Linked DNA regions of Homo sapiens: region 1 is linked to region 2. A link is a loop called in an ENCODE intact Hi-C map of the cell type or tissue named here. Cell type or tissue: transverse colon. All regions are shown on one strand.

The links. Hi-C counts contacts between places; a loop is a spot of excess contacts. Peaks named below come from ENCODE experiments on the same cell type or tissue, not always from the same donor. Only the 100,000 strongest peaks of a DNase experiment are listed, where the experiment ranks them.
Region 1: it touches region 2 in a loop (5-fold over the local background); 2 of 110 quality-filtered maps call a loop at or near these places.

The regions. Positions count from the first base shown.
Region 1 is chr10:22,181,139-22,183,638 of GRCh38, reverse strand. No RefSeq gene overlaps it. Among named protein-coding and RNA genes, the nearest start is that of EBLN1, 36 kb to the left of the region's middle. In transverse colon, no CTCF peak of the experiment used is centred here; no DNase peak of the experiment used is centred here.
Region 2 is chr10:22,277,209-22,279,708 of GRCh38, reverse strand. No RefSeq gene overlaps it. Among named protein-coding and RNA genes, the nearest start is that of COMMD3, 38 kb to the left of the region's middle. In transverse colon, no CTCF peak of the experiment used is centred here; a DNase peak (open chromatin) is centred at 1,515; H3K4me3 peaks cover 437 bases; H3K27ac peaks cover 831 bases.

The DNA.
Region 1 (2,500 bases), 96 kb after region 2:
CTTCTGGAAAAAAGAAAAACAAAGTGAAAAAGAAAGCAGGGTGAGTAAAATCTAGTGAAAAAAAGAAGGGCTTGAAGAAGTAGACTCTGTTAAAGCTTCTGGATTTTATTGTGGGTGCAATTATAAACCAGCGAAGAGTTTAAGACAAGGCTATTACATAACCTAAATTGTGTTTTGAAAAGATTATTATGCTTATGAAATGCAAAAGGATTGGGAAGGAACAGAGTAATTCTAGGGAGTCCACTTTGGAGGGAAATTTAGTTGATCAAGTGAAAGAAAATAGTGTCATAGACTAGGGAGTTTGCCTTGGAGGTGGAGAGAAATGGAATATTTGGATTAGTGCATCACACCTGTACACCATTTTATTGTGTGTCTTAGGAACAATAAGATAAGAAAAATAAATTAAGAGTACAGGACTGGAAAGTAAACAATAAAGAATGTCATTATTTGCATACCCAAAAGAACCTACAGAAAAGTTAGACATAATGCGAGAGTTTAGTCTAACTAAACTCTTTCAAAAGTTAGAAGTAATGTCAGAGTTTTTAGGAAAGTGTCTAAACACAATATTTAATTTTAAACTGAGTGGAGGAAGAAGTGTAGAAATGAAAGGTAACAGTTAGAACATAGAGGGATATAGGTTTAAAAGATAAGAAAAAAGGGAGAAAAGAGAAAAAAAGGAAGAAAGGAAAGAGGTAAAGACAAAAACCATTATAGTCCAAGTAGTTGAACTAGAACTACAGAAACTCATGGTGAGAAGGGGCATACATGAATTAGCGTCATTAATATGATGCCGTTCCTAATCTAGGTGTGTCTTGGCCGGGGGTTATTGAGGTGAAGAAGTCACTGAAGATGAGGCAGCTAAGGAATTGAACAGCTTGTTGATGGGTCACCCAAGGGTATGGTGAAATGACTCAGGATGATGGCAGGATTTGGGATGGAGAAAGCCTGAGCAAAGCACTTAGTCTTTCATGAATGAGGGGTGGTAACCAGGGGACAGTAGGAGATTGCCATGGAGAGAGGAAGAGGGAGATAGAAGCAGATCATTGATTCTCAAAGGCACAAGAGTTTTACAAAAGGGAGAGGAAATAATATGCTGGTAGTGATGATAGGGAGAAAGAAAGATGTTTAGATGGGACTTTCACTTAATAGGACTGTAGAAGACACGGTATCCCTGAGGGATGACTCTGTTATGGCAAGAAATAAAAAAGACCATTCAGAAAGGATGCTAAAAATAGAAGAGATTTTGTTCACTGTAGGTCAGAATTTTGAAAAGCACTTGACCAAGTGTCAGTGCATAGTAGATGCCTAATACATATTTGTTGCTTGGATTCATTAATTAATGATGAATGCAGTAGAGAAGGCTGATTCATCTTGAGCCCATAACCCTACCCAGCTTGCATGAGTGTCTCAGCTTTGCTTGCTTTATTTTAAAACTCCCTTCAAACATTCTAAAGATCCTCAACTCTGAGTCCAAGAGACACTGCCCATCTTGGAATTCTTTGTTCCTATATATGGCAGAGGGTAAGTGGTTGTAGTCAAAAAGTATACATTTTCTCAGCATTATCTTATAATAATTATTATTCCAATAACAGGGTTCAATCTGATTCTCATGTTTCTGCCAAATTAAAAGTATTCAGTGCCTTTAAACAGTACCTCATCTCAGAAGTCTTCATGCTTATTTTTATTTTTCTCCACTGTCATCCTGAAATGCTTTTTGAAACACATTTTTAAAGTTGTATCTTAGTCTTCAGACTTAGTAATATACTTTGTTTCTGTACATGTGTCAATATATAGCATCAAAAGTCCTCTATAACAGCTATAAATATTTATAAATCCACTATTTTCCTGAGGTGAAAATTGACCATTGGAGGTTAATAAATCTTGGCTTTACCTTGGGGTAACATCTCATTAAACCAATAATTAATCCTATAAAAAAGATCTATGTTTATGTCTTAAACCAAACCTTTGAAATTCCAAATGATTTTTTTAAACCACATACTGCCTTAACCCTCTATATCTTAAACAAAATATGCATTATTTCTAATGGTGGTATTTATAGTTTACTTTAATACGTTTTCTGACAGCTTTATTGAGGTATAAATGACACACAGTAAAATGTACATATTTAAAGTCTACAGATACTCAAGAAATTATCACCACAATCAAGATAATGAATTTATCACCTCCAATAGTTTCTTCCTGTCTCTTTCTATTCTTCTCTCTCTAACCCTCCTTACAGTCTCAGGAAACCACTGATCTGCTTTGTATTACTATAGATTAATTTTGCACTTTCTAGAATTCTATATAAGTAGAATCATAAGTATGTACTTGTCTTTGGCTTTTTTCACTCAGCATAATTTCGAGATTTGTTGATATTGTTGGATGTATCAGTAATTCATCCCTTTGTATTGCAGAATAATACTCTGCTGTATGGATATACCACAACTTATTTATCCATGGTGGACACGTGGATTGTTTTCAGTTTTTGGCTATGAAAAAT
Region 2 (2,500 bases):
GAGGAGGTGTGAGCTATAGGTATAACATTGGGAGCTGTCAATACAGAGGAAGTTTGTCAAGCCTAGAGATTACTTGAGAACGACCTAGGAAAGAGACCAATTCAAAGACTGAGCCTTGGGGTGCATCAACATGTAGACTTAAAGGAAAAAAGCATCAGGAAGAAAATTAGTGGAAAATCACTGCCATGTTTGGAAGGAGCACAGGAGGATCTTGTCGCATTTTTAAACTAGATTCATCAGTTTCCCAAGACCATATTCTCTTTGTTTACTGAAAACTTGGCAGCCGTGTGTAAAGTGGCATTGTTTCTTTTCACAAACAAATTAGAGCCCATTTAGTACTGTGTTTGAGTGCTATTAAATATTTAGGTAATCAGTTGTAGGACTAATTGACCTTTGGGGATGTCTTTGTAGCCCCTTCTAGAATGTCAAGTGTTTTGTTTTTAAATAATAAAAAATTGTTCCTTGAGAGTATGCAAATCAAATTCTCAGTCCAGTTAATTACATATTAGTGTTTCGTTAAGTAAATCTGCTTAAGGCGAAATTGCTCTACAGTCAGTTTTAGCGAGTAACCAACTGATATTCGGGGTCATAGAAGGTCTTTAATGCAGGAATAATGTGAATCAAGGGAAATGTCTGTGAATTATATGGTAAGAGTTGTCTTTTCTCTTTGCATGGAGGTTTTCCAGCTAATTGAGTTCATTACTTGTCCCATTAAAGGAGATTAAGTATGTCAACACTGTAGCTGGATAATAGAAGGTCTGTAGCAAAAGTACAGCTCATGCTAAAGTTCAAATCTTTATTTCTAGGGAACAAGATATAGAGATAACAAAGGGAATGAGGAAAAGGAGGTTTCAGCATTCCAGACCGAATATGAAAAGAGGCTCGGCAGGCGACAGGGCATAGCCAAGAATGAAAAAGGTGGGGGAAATCTCACAAGATATTCTCCACTTCTTCAGGTCTGTCCCTCTGTTAGATACATTTCTGTTCTCCTCTCTTCCCCATCTTAGTAACCTCATAACACATTCACCATGAGGCGGGAAAATAGGGTCTGGATGCAGGAAAGCTAAGGCCAGATTCACACTTCAGCTATAACAGGAAATATCCTCTCCATAGGGCATACAATCAGGAAATGTCTTTGTAACTTCACTTCATCCTCTTCATTTACATAGGGTGTACCCTAAGTAGAGGGAATTTAAATTCACAAAAACTGTAACAGGGCCTTTGTGCCCCTATGCTCACTCCCGCTGCCCGCTCGAACACTGTGGAGTGTACGTTCTTTTTTGTTTGTTTGTTTGAGATGGAGTCTCGCTCTGTCGCCCAGGCTGGAGCGCAGTGGCACTATGTCGGCTCACTGCAAGCTCCGCCTCCCGGGTTCACGCCATTCTCCTGCCTCAGCCTCCCGAGTAGGTGGGACTACAGGCGCCCGCCACCACGCCCGGCTAATTTTTTTGTATGTTTAGTAGAGACGGGGTTTCACCATGTTAGCCAGGATGGTCTCGATCTCCTGACCCCGTCATCCGCCCACCTCGGCCTCCCAAAGTGCTGGGATTACTGGCGTGAGCCACGTCGCCCGGCCGGAGTGTACTTTCATTTTCAGTAATCCCTTCATTCCTTCCTTGTTTTGTTTGTGCGTTTTGACGAATTCTTTGTTCAAGATGCCAAGAACCTGGACACCCTCCACCGTTAACAACCATGCTATCCCACCTGAGTAACTCTGTTATTTTACTAGCCAGAATATTCCTGCTAAGGAGCTATACCAAGGACACACATGTATTGTGCATCGTAGCCAGACGTTGCCTTCCTGCTGCAGTCTGTATACATATGAGCCAGGTGTGGCAGACACTGCTATTGGCTCCCAAATCCATTCTCTCCCTTTCTCTACAGTAACTCTGGAATTTTAGCAGACACAGACCACACAGAATAAACATTACTTTTTCCAGGCTCTTTTGCCATTCCATTCTGACAACATACCCATTTTGAGATTTACAAAAAGTTTTGCCTCTTCCATGAAACCTGATCCGAATCCTGTATCTGAAAGGTGATTTTATTCTTCTGTGAATGATCACAGGATTTTACCTGCACCTCTGTTATGACATTTATAAAAATGTCTGATACACATTCCTTAACACTTTTTTTTGAGACACAGTCTTGCCCTGTCGCCGAGGCTGAAGTGCAGTGGTGTACGTATAGCTCACTGCAGCCTTGAACTCCTGGCTCACGTAACCCTCCTGTCTCAGCTGCCTGAGTAGCTGGGACTACAGGCGTGGAATCCCATACCCAGCTAATTTTTAATTTTTTAAAATTTTATTTTGTAAAGTTAGGATCTCTCTGTGCTCCTCAGTTTGATCTTAGACTCCTGGCCTCCTTCACTTTGGCCTCCCAAAGTTCTGGGATTACAGGCGTGAGCCACTGCACCAAGCCACATTCCTTAACACTTCTATCTTGTAAGCTCCTTGGACACATGAACTGGATTTGGTTTATGTTCCATAGCCTCATATCA